Regions from separate parts of the Homo sapiens genome. Here region 1 is linked to region 2. The links are chromatin loops, found by intact Hi-C in ENCODE. Cell type or tissue: endothelial cell of umbilical vein. All regions are shown on one strand. Each heading gives the region's core, and the rest is flanking DNA. Links, peaks and the distances in the headings are about the cores only. Region 1 overlaps LOC105376481 (a long non-coding RNA gene). Region 2 overlaps ZNF438 (zinc finger protein 438).

Region 1 (7,644 bases), core at 1,237-6,236, 47 kb after region 2:
AGTCTGCTCAGGTTTTCTATTTCTTCCTCATTCAATTTTGGTAGGTTGTATACATCCAGGAATTTATCCATTTCCTTTAGGTTTTCCAGTTTGTAGCACATGATTGTTCATAATAGTCTCTAATGATCTTTTGTATTTCTTTTTTTTTTTTTTTTTGAGACAGAGTCTTGCTGTGTCCCCCAAGCTGGAGTGCAATGAGGCAATCTCTGCTCACTGCAACCTCCGCTCACTGCAACCTCCGCCTCCCGGCTTCAGGTGATTCTCCTGCCTCAGCCTCCCAAGTAGCTGGGACTACAGGAGCCTGTCACCATGCCTGGCTTTTTTTTTTTTTTTTTTTTTTTTTTTTTTTTGTATTTTTAGTAGAGAGGGGTTTCACTATGTTGGCCAGGCTGGTCTCAAACTCCTGACCTCGTGATCCACCCGTCTCGGCCCCCCAAAGTGCTGGGATTACAGGTATGAGCCACCATGCCTGGCCGATCTTTTGTATTCCTGTGATAACTAGTTGTAATGTCTCTTTTTTTGTTTCTATTTTGTTTATTTGGGTCTTCTCTCTTTTTTCCTTGCAAACATCTTCTTTAATTTTAAAAAGTGTGGATTTTTAAAATTGCCAACTCTAGTATTTTTAAATATAACATAATTGATGTGAATGGTAAAACTTATATTTCTTAATAAACCTAATGAAAAAGAAAACAAAATTCCCCCAAGTTGCCATTTTAATTCCCTAAAATAGATGTTTGTGTCCCTTAGCAACCTGCAAACTATATGTATTTCTTTTTTCCTTGTCATTAAATCGTCATCCAAGAAAACCAATGATAAGAAGGATCTATACAGAGAAGAAAAGTAAAAACTGGGATTAAAAATATAGGATAGTAGGCCTGGCGTGGTCGCTCACGCCTGTAATCCCAGCACTTTGGGAGGACGAGGCAGGCGGAACACTTGAGGTCAGGAGTTCAAGACCAGCCTGGCCAACATGGTGAAACCCCATCTCTTCTAAAAATACACACACCCAAAAATTAGCCGGGCATGGTGGCGCATGCCTGTAGTCCCAGCTACTCGGGAGGCTAAGGCAGGAGAATGGCTTGAACCCAGGAAGTGGAGGTTGCAGTGAGCCAAGATCACACCACTGCACTCCAGCCTGGGTGACAGCAAGACTCCGTCTCAAAAAAAAAAAAAAAAAAAAAGGATAGTAATATAAACTATACCTAATATATAGGTATATATATACACACACACACACACACACGATATATATAGTTCTATACCCTCACTATATAGTTCTATACCCTCACTTACTTCTAAAGTTTAGATGAGTTTCATTAAAATTGCATGGTTTTCAGAACTTTTTGTAGATTTTTGACATCATCAGATGTATGATACACACACACACATTGAAACCACATAGGTGGAGGTACATAAACTGAAATGAACTGATAAAATATATTTTATGTTACTTTTAGGATATATAATAAACTCAAAAATAATGTTTTCTCAAATAATTACAACCCAGGCTTTGTAAAACTACTGTCTTCCAGTAATAATGATACATAGTAATCTTTCTTTATAATAAACATTACAGTTATAAACCTTAGGGTTGTAAGGAAGTTTAAAAACAAATATTTACATTTTTATTTTCAAAATAAGAAGTAAAATAATTCCCATTATTACTGTTTACATTACTGCTTCCAAGCATGCCTGAGGATATGAGAAAAATGTTCTTTGTTATCCTGATCATAAATGGCCAATTATTACCTCCCCAATCACATGAAATTAGAATCTGGAATTAAAACAACTACAAAAAACTACAAAAAACAAATAGAAAAAAAAAACCTTCAGAGTGCCCCATAAGCACTCTATTCCTTCCATTTTGATGGATTTTTCTTTTTAGTATCATTGGGACTGAAAACAATACTTGTCCTATACTGTTATTTCTAATATAAAATTTGGGTTTGCATATGGTTTCTCCCTTGTATTGTAAGATCCTTGGTAGTAGAGGATACATTTTTGCTTTTCTTATTTGTCTCCCAGTATTGTGCTGTGTTCACAGAAGGTCCTTAAAATACAATTTTTAAAACACACTGAAATAAATAAGAACATGTCTTGTCCTTAAACATAATTACAAAGACATATTGATAGCTACTTTGAAGGGAAGGACTCAAGCAAAGCTAAATTGTAAATAGTTGCCAATTCCTTTAGCTAGTGTCTTGAAAGGGCAACATGATAACCTTTGATGTCTAGTACAAGTCTTGAATCTGCAGGAGCAAAACCTTAGAAACCCTCAAGCCCCAAACCATGGAAATCCAATTTTGACTTAAATAAAAAGCATTCTGTTGAAAATGGTTTTATACGTTAAGAATCCTTGATGCATACCTTCTATTAATTTTTCTTTAATCTTTTGGAAAAAGAACTGATTTTGATATAATCTGTGTCATAAAACATAATACAGTAACTCTTAAGTATACAAAAGCAATTATTGCTGTTAACTAAATGGAGAATTTTAAAAATTCTGTGAAGAGACATTTAATGAAACAGGATCTACATTAATTTTAAAGATTTCCGAGTTCTGAAATGAACACATATGCCCAGAAAAACCTAATTGAACACCAAATTTATCTATCGTTAAGTATTTTTATTCCTTACAAATACTTTTAATGTATGAAATTAGAATTTTATGTTACAGAATAAATGCTAATTTTTTTAAAAGTCTTACTTTCATATCTATTACCTGTGTTTATTCATTCAACATGTATTATCAATCACGTGCTCTGTGCAAGATACTATAATATAGACTTTGTAAGAGAAAAATATCAGTAAGGCATTGACTTTTAATAATCTTTAAATTCAACAGAGGAGATCAGATAGGTAGAAAACAAGTAATAATAGTACAAGATAGAAAATTCTAAGTATAGTTCAATTTTAATTATGAATATAAGTTCTAAATAAATATTTAGTAATGCAAATTTGGCAACATTAACATTAATTATAAGTATAAACTGTATTTATAAGTGTATTTATAAACTGTATTTATAAGTGTATTTATAAACTGTATTTATAACTGTATTTATAAACTGTATAAACCTATATAGGTTTATTAAGGGAATATGTATACATACATATGTATACAGTTTTAGGACATATGTAGTAAGTACTACATATGTGTTATACTATTAGTTATGTATTCCAGGAATATAAGGATGAGTCAACATTATGAGATATATTTAGTTTATCATATTAACTATTAAGGGAGGAAAATATATGTATTTATAAATATACACAAGAAACACATTTGATAAACTTCAGCAGTGATTAGCCAAAAACTCAAAACCAGCAACCGTAATGTTAAAAGGCAAATACCTAAAGCAACTATTGTTAGAATCAGGAAATAGGTCGGAATACCTACTGTATTAGTCAAGGGTCAGTCAGGAAGCAGAAGCTACACCAGTTATTTTAGCAGAGAGAATTTAATCTAAAGAATTATTAACTAGGTATTAAATTGTTCATGAGGTAGCTAAAAGAGAACTTGAGATCACAGAAATAGGAACTGCAGAAAACTGCTACTGCTCTGTGATTGGGTGGGATCAAGAAAAGAGGTTGGATTTATTAAAGCTTAGGAGCTTGGAGAAGGGCTGTCTTGGAAATGAAGCTCAGACTTCTGAGTAGAAAGTGCTGATAGTATCTCCGGGGGAGATACGGCATTTAGAAATACTGTCAGTTGGGTTCACTTGTTGCTACAGGAAGGAACTGCTGCTGCCAAGATGAAGAAGCATTGGTGGGATGCCACTCATATGAAAAAGAGGCAAATAGGGAGCCCCCAAAAAAACATGCAGGAAGGAACAAGCCTCTTCCTCCTCCTTCAGCCTGTGAGCTCCGTGAAGCACCTCTATCAGCACAGTTTAATGGGAGCCAACTTGCAAAGCAAAAATAAGGTTTGAAGTTCTAGCCCAGGCATTACCAGCCCAGTAACAAAGGCTGGCTTTGGAAGTAAGACACAATAACTTAATAAATGGCATATTTACTATCATCGTTTTATTCAAAATAGTTTTGGGATTTAGGCTAACCCGGAAGGTTTAAAAAACCCAAAATAAACCATAATAATATAAATGCTTGGGAAAGGGGGCAATTCATTTTATTTGCAAAGACATTATTATACCTAGAAAACCCACAAAACTGTATTAGAACATGTTTTAAAATAAGAGAATTAGGTAAGGTGGCAAGATATAAGATAAATATACAAATATAATGTAATTTGTACTAGCTACAACTTTGTTGTGTATCAAAACAATCATACCACAGTGGCTTACAAGAGCAAACGTTTATTTCTCACTAACTTTACATGAGGGCTGATGGTTGGTGTTGGGAAACTCTCCTCCATATGTTACTCTTTTTCCTACACATCTTGCTGGGTGTGCTAAGCATGCAAGGGCCTAATCATTTCCTACCCAGCCTTTTCTCAGGGTTATGTTTACAACAAGCAACCTCGAGGGAGGAGGTGATTTTTACCTCTGGGACAAAGAGCTGGCTTGCTCACTACTTGCTATGAAATCATGGGAATTTAAGTTCTATATTCCTTTCCTGTAGCGCAACCCAGCATTTGTTCAGGCATCCATCTGGGCCTATTCACATCATCACTGAAAATGAAGACTCAGGGAACCAAAACAGACATGCTGACATTCTGACTACTGCTTTTGCTGTAATCAAGTGTTTTGTCTCTAACCCAAGTGTCTTCATTCAGCATCCATGAAACTGGCAAGTTAACATGTTGGCTTGAAAGTAAGGCGAAATATGAGACCCTTCCCAGTTCTTCACAGTTGGCTGCTACACTGCTTCATGCTGTGTAGGAGGTCAGTAGGAGGTCTGCTTCACAAGCTGTCTCATTCTGGGATCTAGACTGAAGAAGTAGCCCCTACCTGGACATTTCCATGTCATGGAGCAGAAGCTCAAGAGGCCAAAAGAAATCACAGAGCTGATTTAAAGTTTCTGTTTGGATGTACTTGTGTCACATCCACTCACATTCATTGGCCAAAACAAATCCCATGGCCAGCCCAAATTGGGGGAGGAAGCATGCTTCATCTCTGAAGGTATTGTAAATTATACCCAACATGCATGAATGTATAGTCCTCTAACCAAGGAGGGAGTAGTTAATGACAAATAATATAATTTACCATACTCACAAAAAGTAGTTAAATATAAATGGAAAATAAAGCCCTCTTCCCAACAGCCAAGAAAAAAAACTCTAAAAAAATTTAATAAAAAATTACAGTGTCTATATGCAAATCTTTTTTCTTGAAGAATATAAAGTAAACCTTAATAGATGAAAACTTATGCCATGTTACTGGATGGAAATATAGTATGATAAAAAACTTCTCTATTTTAATGCAAATTAAATCAGAATCTTAGTTTATGGTGTTCTTTAAAATGAAAATGAGTTATATATCCATCTATGGACCAGCTAGATCATCTATGAGAAACTGTTAAGTGATAAAGCAAGTTGCAAGAAAATGTGCAATATAATACCATTTTATTTTATAAGATAAAAACATTGCATGTTTGTGTGTATGTTAATGTAAGTATGAATACATTTATAGGTACATGAAGAATAGGGTAGATGGATAACTTGATTTACATCAGAGGGATTAGTTTGTAGAGAGGCTGGGGGAATGATTCTTTTTTCTTTATGTATCTTTATATTGTTTAACAATGGAGTTCAGTCCAACAGTAAATTTAAAAATCACACTTTGGGAGGCTGAGACGGGCTGATCACCTGAGGTCAGGAGTTCAAGACCAGTCTGGCCAACATGATGAAACCCCGTCTCTACAAAAATACAAAAATTAGTCTGGCATGATGGCGGGTGGCTGTAATCCCAGCTACTGGGGAGACTGAGGCGAAAGAACTGTTTGAACCTGGGAGGTGGAGGTTGCAGTAAGCTGAGATCGTGCCATTGCACTCCAGCCTGGGTGACAGAGCGAGACTCCATCTGAATAAACAACAACAACAAAAATCAGAGAATCATAAAAAATATTTTAAACCTAGCCTAAGTCTCTATTAGAAGGTAGCATCTTACTTTATTTTATTTTATTTTATTTTATTTTATTTTATTTTATTTTATTTTATTTTATTTTATTTTTTGAGACAGGGCCTCATTCTGTTACCCAGGCTGGAATGCAGTGGTGCAATCATAGTTCACTGCAGCCTCAAATTCCTGGATGCAAGCAATCCTCTTACCTAAGCCTCCCAAGTAGCTGGGACTACAGGCATGCATCACCATGCCTGGCTGTTTGTTAAAAAAAAAAGTTGTAGAGAGAGAATTTTGCTATGTTGCCCAGGTTGGTCTGGAACTCCTGGCTTCAAGTGATCCTCGCTCTTTGCCTCCCAAATTGTTGGGATTACAAATGTGAGCCAATGTATCCAGACTTAGTTTTTATTTTAGATTCAAGGAGCACATATGCAGGTTTGTTACATGGTATATTGCATGATATTGACGTTTGGGTTTCTAATGGGTGGCATATTTTAGACCTGTAACATATTTGTACTCATAGAATGAACAAATAATGTGCTTATAAGGTTCAGATATGAGAAGAAACCAGGCAGTCATGTAGCAACTGCCATTAGCAGCACTAATTACTCTTCAAAACCAGCTTGGCATTCTTGAAAATACCCCTCATTAATATTTTTCTTCTATAAGGCAGCTGAAGATGGCAGCCCAAACACACAAATCTGATGAGACTTACTTATATATCAAAGTTAGATCCAGGTATATTGCAAGCAACAGGGATTCAACTTCCTCAGTGTGTTTCATGTGAAGAAAACACCAGTCAAAGGAACTATGTAGCCCTCGCTTAGCTTTAATGCATTTAAATCCAATTTACATAAACCTTATTTTTATATGGGTAGGCTTTATTATTATAGAGTGCAATTCTCTGCATATATAATATTAATATGGGAACATATGCAGAAGATGTAATGGCTGTAAAGATTTTGTATAAAGTAGCTGTATTAGTCTGTTGTCACACTGCTATAAAGAACTATCTGAGACTGGGTAATTTATAAAGAAAAGTTTAATTGACTCACAGTTCTGCATGGCTAGGGAGGCCTCAGGAAACTTACAATCATGGCTGAAGGTGAAGGGGAAGCAAGGCACGTCTTACATGGCAGCAGGAGAGACAGAGTGAGGGGGGATGTTTCACACTTTAAAACCATCAGATCTCATGAGAACTAATTCACTATCACAAGAACAGCAAGGCAAGAATCTGCCCCCATGATCCCGAGAGGTAACAGCATGCTGGCAGCCCTCGCAGCCCTCACTCACTCTTGGCGCCTCCTCAGCCTTGGTGCCCACTCTGGCCACACTTAAGGAGCCCTTCAGCCCGCCGCTGCACTGTGGGAGCCCCTTTCTGGTCTGGCCAAGGCTGGAGCTGGCTCCCTCAGCTTGTGGGGAGGAGTGGAGGGAGAGGTGTGGGCGGGAACAGGCAATGCCTGCCTGCTTGGGGGCCAGCTAGAGTTCTGGGTGGGCGTGGGCTTGGCAGCCCCTCACTCGGAGCCGCTGGCCGGCCCCCCCTGCCCCAGGTAGTAAGGGGCTTAGCACCTGGGCCAGCAGCTGCGGAGGGTGCGCCAGGTCCCCCAGCAGTGCCGCCACACAGGCGCTGTGC
Region 2 (7,644 bases), core at 1,458-6,457:
ATTAAAAGCTGTAGAACTCATCGCTGATAATGTGAATGTATTTACAAACTATAAAATACTAAGTACCATATCTTTCAAGTTATATGCACCCAGGCACAGTAAAAGCTCAAAAAATGCTTGGGGACCTAATTCAGTCACATAAATGCAGCTATCCTTAAAAGCCCACATTCTGGGGAGGCCCACCCTATTTCCTGAGAGTTCAATCAGATAATTGGACAGGACACAGAGAGGTTAATTCTGATGAGAAGAGAGGGAGGTCAAGTGTGCCAACTGATTTTAAAAATTATATATTGTATCATAAAGATTGTAATAAAGAAATAAAAGTTTGTTACCTATAACTTTAAAATATTTAAAAATTCATTTTCTGCATATTACCTTTCTAATGCAGTTGAAATTACACTAAACATATCATTCTGTATTTGGTTACAAAATTTTGCCATAAGTTACACTTATAATTGCACTTTAGTGATCATGTTATTCCATCACCCTAACATATTGTAGTTCATTAAAACATTCACCAAAATCCAATAATTTAGTTCAATAGTTATTGAATAATTACTTGTATACCAGACCCTGATGCAGGGCCTGACCAGTCCCAACCTCAAGAACTCCCCAGCCAAGTGGTAGGGACTGATTCATACACCCATGGCTGCAATACAGTGCCGAATGCAAATCAGAGTGCTCATTGGCAGGGCTGAGTAAGAAGGGATGCCCCCAGGATCTGAATGCTGCTCTCAAGAGATGGAAAGTCAACAGAAAGAAGAGGGGAAGGACTCATAAAGATGAGACGTAAGAATTTAAAATGGCACAGCATGTTCAGGGAAAGGCAGTGGCTGGGAGTAGCACAAGAAACACATAAGACTGAATGGGTCCATTTCCTTAAAGCCTCTCCAGAATTGTCAGTTATTTTAATTTTCAGTATTTTCGAAAGAATAGAAGAGATAACTCAAGGTTAACTTAAAAGGCATTTCTTTGATTACCAGTGACGGTAAACATAATCCCACCTTTTTATTAATCATTAACTGCTAAAATACTTTGTTTACTTATGTATTAAAACTTCTTCATTAAGTTCGAGAGAACTTCCTCTTCAGATATTATAGATATTCACCCTTAGTCACATTTGATACAAGCATTTCCTCCAGTGTGTTGTGTGATTTTTTTCATTGTAAATAAACCTTACATTTTATATGTTCAAAACTATTAGATCTTTTCCTTGGTGAGTTTTCCCTCTAATACTGAGTCATCAATCCTTCACAAATCTGAATATTGTTCTATTTTCTACTACTTTTCAAAAATACGATTAAAAAATATTTAGCTCTTGATACTAGCTAGACCTGATTTAAAAAACATGATGTGCATAAACATTCACATACAGGCCATTATCCTCCCTCTTCCAATCCTACTCCCACTCCCTTTGCTAAGATGGCTAGGGAATGCCCTTTCATCCAAACTCTTAATTCATTTTAATTCAGGTTCCCTTATATAACAATACGGAGAAGAGAGCAGCTAGAGCATGTGTCCTTTGCAGTGTCTTTAGAGATGGCCCTGAAATGGCTATGACCCCTACAAAAGAATTACAAAGTAGTATATTAAGGTACATAACATGGACAGAAAACATTTATGGGATGTATCAGCAATAAACATAGATGCTAATTTAAAGTACTAGTAGATACCTTCTAAGTCCCCAAACAAGTAATGCAGGTTTTCTTTAAGGGCCTGGAATGTATAGCCTTTTGACTAACTTCCTATTACAGAAGGCAGTTTTCAAATTAGCAAAGGGGGCTCAGTCCAGTGGTATACAGGTGAACACGTCTGACTCCCATGGGGAGTCTGGAAATGTGGGGAGGCATTTTTTAGATGTCACAATGAGAGAGCACACTATTGCAAGTCTTGAGATGTGTAGGGCAATCTTGTACAACAAAAACCTGTCCCATCCCAAATGCCGATAGCCACCTCACTTCAGCTAAGGGCCTTCCAGCCCAAGATGATGTGCTTCCTATATTTAATGAAGGAAACACTCCTGACTTCCAATTGTTCTATCTACCCTGCCACCCAGTACATGTTTTACCGTGGGAGGACCAGCCCTAAGTAAGATTGTGAGGTAGAACAGGTAGTATTGGATGTCTTGCTTACTCTTCCCGTTGGGTCCCTTGTTTTAAAACCCTGTTCTGGCCTGAATCCCTTCAAGTAACATCCCAGGAAGTTCTGGCTTGGAGGAACCCAGGAACTTGGCTACTGTCTTCTCATTCTGACCCACCAAAACCTGTTCCCTGCAAGTTCTTAGAAAACATCTGAAAAACAAAGCATACTCTGATACTAACCTCATGAAGGTACAAGTGCATTCTTCTCAGGGCTATTTGTGTTTAAGCACTAAACTAAAGATGCCACTCCTTATCATATGCCCTACTACCATCCTTATACAAGCTACTACCATTTTTCACTGTGATTACCACAGTAGCCTCTTAACTGGTCTTCCTGCTTTCAGTCTTCCAAGTCATAGTCTATGCTCAAGAAAGAGCTGATCTACGTGAGATCATGTCATTTCTTGGCCCAAAACTCTCTGGTGGCTCCCTAGTTTACTCCAAATAAAAGCCTCCAATGGCTTTTATTGGTACCTCCAATGCAAGATCATAAATAATCTAAAATCTGAAAATCTGGGGGGAGAGCATATATGGAAGAAAAAACAAGAGTCCATTTTGGTCACATTAAATTTGCAATGCCTAGGAGACATTCAAGTGGAGATGTCAGAAAGGTGTTATCCCCAGATCCTCAGAAGAGAACTTCAGGCTACATAAGTACTTCTCAATGGGGGGTGATTTTATGCACCCAGGAGACATCTGGCAATATCTGGAGACATTTTGATTGTCACAATAAGGGTAGAGGGAACTCTATTGGCAGTTAGAGCATAGAGGCCAGAGATGCTGCTAAGCATCCTACAATCCACAAGACATCCCCTGACACTGAAAAAATTTTCCAGCCCAAAATGTCAATAGTGCTGAAGATGACAAACTCTGGGCTAGAGATAATAAGACTTACACAAAAAGATTATATTTAACCAAAAGTACAAGATGAAAAACAAGAGAACTAAACCTTTCCTCTTTTAGATGTCAGGTAACACAGAAGACAGAAAATGGTCAACTAGAATGGGAGAAGGAAAACCAGGGAAGGGTTTGTCTCAAAGGCCAAGAGACAAGTGTTTCCAAAAGGAAGCAATGGTCAATTGTGGTCAACTGCATGGAAAACTGCTAAGACATCAAATAACACTGATAGGGGGTTAAAAGGTTTGAGAAGAATGAAGGCAGTATGCTGTGAGGAGTGAGGGAGTGAGATAATAGACACGTCGGAAGACTGCTGGACAATTTTAAGGCTGCTGAGCGTATCATTAAAGTGAAAAAACTGGCAGGTAGTTGAGCTCATCCAGTTCTGAGATTGGAGAGACCAAAGAGGTACAAAGGAATTGAAAGAATTTGCCGGAAAATAATTTGAATCAAAGCATCTAGGCTGGATAAGGAAGGAACTGGTAACAGAAAGGAAGTGATAAGTAGAAATGTGGGGGAGGGGGCTGGAAGTCATGATGAGTCATAAATACTTTTCCCACATCAATAAATAAACTTCCTATATGCTTTTAACTGTTTCATAATAACATAGCCTATTTCTTGATATTATTAAGCAAATGTGATTATTACTTTAATAAGTTACCAGAGATAACAAGTGTTGGTGATGGTGTGAAAAAGAGAAACCTCATACACTGTTGGTGGGAATGCAGATCAGTGCGGCCACTGTGAAAAACCATACAGAGGTTCCTAAGGAAATTAAAAATACAACTACCATATGACTCAGCAATTCCTCCAGTGGGTAGATATCCAAAGGAAATGAAATCACCATCTCATAAAGATACTTGCACTCCCATGTTCACTGTAGCATGAGCCAAGATTTAGAAACAATAATAGCCAAGATATTGAAACAACCAAAGTGTCTGTCAACAGATGAATGAACTGTGAGTTATGTGTGTGTACATATGTGTGTGTGTATATATATATGTACATGCACGTACGTAAATGGAATATTATTCAGCTTTAAAAAGGAGATCCTGCCATTTGCTACCACATGGATGAATGTGGAAGACATTATGCAGAGTGAAATAGGCAAGACACAGAAAATGCATGATTTCACTTATATGTGGAATCTTAAAAAAAGAAAAGAAAAAGAAAGTTGAATACTTAGAGAACAAAATGATGGTAAACAGGGGTGGACGGGGGAGAAAATGTGAAGATGTAGGTCAAAGGATACAAAGCTGCAGATACGCAGGATAAAGGGGTCTCGATGTCTAATGTATGACATGAGGACTATGGTTAATACTGTACTGTATTTGAGATTTTTGCTAAAAGAGATTTTCCTGCCACTAAAAAGAGTAACTATGTGAGATGACTGATGTTAATTTGCTTGACTGTAGTATCCACTTCACTGTGTGTATACATCAAAACATCATATACGTTAAATATATACAATAAAAAAATAGGTATTTACTATTTGAACAATGCTCATCATCCTATTTACTTTTCCTAAGTAGGATCAAATGGTATTTGTGGGAAAGATCATGTTATTGTGAAAGATATGCATATATGATAAATAACAGATCTGGGTTAAAATATCAGCTCTTTCATTTATTATGTTGTGACCTTGGACAACTTACTTAATCTCTCTGAGCCTAAATCTCTTCAGCTTATTAACAGATTGTGGTACACAGAATATTGCCTCCCTCAAAGGATGTCCATCCCTTATTCCCTGGAATCTCTGTCTACCCTATATTACATGGTATGATATTGTGAAATATATATCTGGTCTACATCCTCATTTCCTGGCACACAACTGCTAAAATCCTTAGAATCTCCAAAGTGATGTCTTTTGTATGCTAATGAGTGACTGATGGCTGGCAGTCCCTGGGTAGCTTCAGGATGGAGGCTGGACACTAGAAAGACCAAAGCTTGATTAGAGGGTTGGGACGTTCAGTGACACCCTCCAAGCTCTAGGAAGGGGAAAGGGTCTGAAAGTTAAGTTGATCACCAACAGCCAATGATTCAATCAATCATGCCTACCCAATGAAGCTTAAATAGAAACCCAAAAGGGCAGGGTTTGGAGAGCTTTCAAATAGCTGAACACATGGAGGTTCGCAAATGGTGGTACACCCAGGGAGGGCAAGGGAGTTCCTTGCCCCTTCCACATGCCTGGCCCTGTGCACCTCTCTATCTGCATCCTTTGTAATACCCTTTATAATAAACCAGTAGATGTGTTTTCCTAAGTTCTGTGAGCCCTCTAGTAAATTAAATGAACCCAAAGAGGTGGTTGTGGGAACCCCAATTTATAGCAGGTTGGTCAGAAGCACAGGTAGAGCCTCCTGAGACTTGCTGTGAGACTGAGGCCTGAAGATATGGGATCTGACACTCTCTCCAGGTGGTGTCAGCATTGAATTGAAGGCAACCCGAGTGGTGTCTGCTGCAAAATGTCTTGGTGTGGTTGGCGGGGGGCGGGGGGGGGAACTCCCACACGTGTGATTACAAAAGTCTTCTGTGTTGATTGCTGTTGGCTAATAGAAAAAAAAAAACCATTTTGAGTGTGTTTTTTCCACTCATTTGGTAAGGCGGAATGAAGGTTGCACACAGAATTAAGGCTGGTAATCAGTGGGCCTTAAAATAAGGAGAGTATCTGCATTATCCAGATGGGCCCAAAGTAATCACAAGGGTTCTTAAAGGGGAAAGCAGGGACAAAAGAATTAAAACCAGAAAAATGGCACTGTGAGAAAGATTTGCCCAGCCACTGCTGTCTCTGAAGATGCAAAGAGACTAAAAGTGAAGGAATGCAGGCAGCCTCCAGAAGCTGGAAAAGACAAGAAAATTGACCTCCCCTAAGCCTTCAGGGAGAAGGGAAGCCCTGCTAACAGGATGTCAGGTCCATTTTGGGCTCCTGACTTCCAGAATGTAAGATAAGAAATTTGTGTTGTTTTAAGTCACAAAGGTTTTTTTGGTGTTTTTTTTTTTTTTTTTTTTTTGGAGACAGAGTCTCACACTGTTGCCCTGGCTGAAGTGCAGTGGCGTGATCTCAGCTCACTGCAACCTCCACCTTCCAGGTTCAAGCGATTCTCCTGTCTCAGCCTCCTGAGTAGCTGGGATTACAGGTGCACGCCACCATGCCCTGCTAATTTTTGTATTTTTAGTTGAGACAGGGTTTCATCATGTTGGTCAGGCTGGTCTCCATCTCCTGACCTCGTGATCTGCCCGCCTTGGCCTCCCAAAGTGCTGGGATTACAGGCGTTAGCCACCGCGCCCGGCCAGATCTTTTGTTTTTTGTTTGTTTGTTTCATTTTATTTTACAGCAGCAATACAAAACTAATACACAGGTAAAATGAACTGTCTTCATAAGCTTTGTGTAGATTAACCAAGATAACATATATAAAGTACCTAACAGAGAGTGCCTAGTATATAGGAAGCATTTAAATAGCTATTAAGAGTGTTAGTTCTATTAATAGTAGAACACACTTAATAGCACTGAAACCAAATAGTCAGCAGAAAGAACACTGACTCAGTTCTAGAATTTACTCAATGCCATGACATAAGACATCTTACTTTGTCTCTGTAGGACTCAGCTCTCTCATAAAGCAAAATGAGGGGGGACTAGATGACTTCTGAAGTTTCTGCCAGCTCTAAAACTTTACGATTCTAAAATCTAATTTCTTAATGACACATTCACTTATTGCTAATTAACTGATTCAGAAAATCCTATTAAATATAAACAGTAGACAAAGCAGTTTTCATTTTATGTTTCAACATTTTCAATATTTTATATTGCTGAGTTACAGCCTTATAAAGTTGAGTCATGGCATAAAAATCACAAGCCTGCAAGCAAGGAAAAATATCTAAGTCATCCTGCTTTTATTTAATGGCCTTACAGTCAAATTGAAATAATAATAATAATATCTTTTCAAACAGCTCAAAGTATATTCCCACATATTACCTCACTTCTTCTTTTTTAACAGCTTCATTGAGGTATAATTCACATACCATGCAATTTACCCTTTTGAAATATACAATTCCATGGTTTTAGTATATTCAGAGTTGTGCCACAATCACCGCAACTTTAGAACATTTTTATCATCCCAAAATGAAACTCCCTATCCATTAGTAGTCATTCCCCATCTCCCTCCTCTAACCCTCTCAGCTCACAAATCTACTTTCTGTCCCTATGGATTGGCCTACCTTGCACATTTCACATAAATGGAATCATACAACATATAGCCTTTTATGTCTGATCCTTTCACTTAGCATGTTTTGTTATGTTATAGCATGTGTCAGTACTTTATTCCTTTATGCTTTTAATGCTGAATAATATTCCATTGTATGGATGTACCACATTTTGTTTATATATTCATCAGCTGATAGATATCTAGGTTGTTTCCGCTGTTTAGCTATTAGGAATAATGTTACTAGCATTTATGTATAAGTTTTTGTATGTAGGTATGTTTTCATTTCTCTTGCACAGATACCTAGGAGTGAAACTGCTAGGTAACATAGGGTAACACCTTTTGAAGAACTGCCAAGCTATTTCTAAAGTGGCTGCCCATTTTAAATTCCTACCAGCAATGTATGGAGC

What was found. Hi-C counts contacts between places; a loop is a spot of excess contacts. Peaks named below come from ENCODE experiments on the same cell type or tissue, not always from the same donor. Only the 100,000 strongest peaks of a DNase experiment are listed, where the experiment ranks them.
Region 1: a loop joins it to region 2, with 2.3 times the contacts of the local background. A loop is called at or near these places in 1 of 110 quality-filtered maps.

Annotation. Positions count from the first base shown.
Region 1 is chr10:31,048,382-31,056,025 of GRCh38, forward strand. The region is part of intron 1 of LOC105376481 (a long non-coding RNA gene); the gene reads left to right. Among named protein-coding and RNA genes, the nearest start is that of ZNF438, 20 kb to the left of the region's middle. In endothelial cell of umbilical vein, for the core only: no CTCF peak of the experiment used is centred there; a DNase peak (open chromatin) is centred at 3,470; H3K27ac peaks cover 2,759 bases.
Region 2 is chr10:31,001,253-31,008,896 of GRCh38, forward strand. All of the region lies in intron 1 of ZNF438 (zinc finger protein 438), which reads right to left. Among named protein-coding and RNA genes, the nearest start is that of ZNF438, 27 kb to the right of the region's middle. In endothelial cell of umbilical vein, for the core only: no CTCF peak of the experiment used is centred there; a DNase peak (open chromatin) is centred at 3,769; H3K27ac peaks cover 4,308 bases.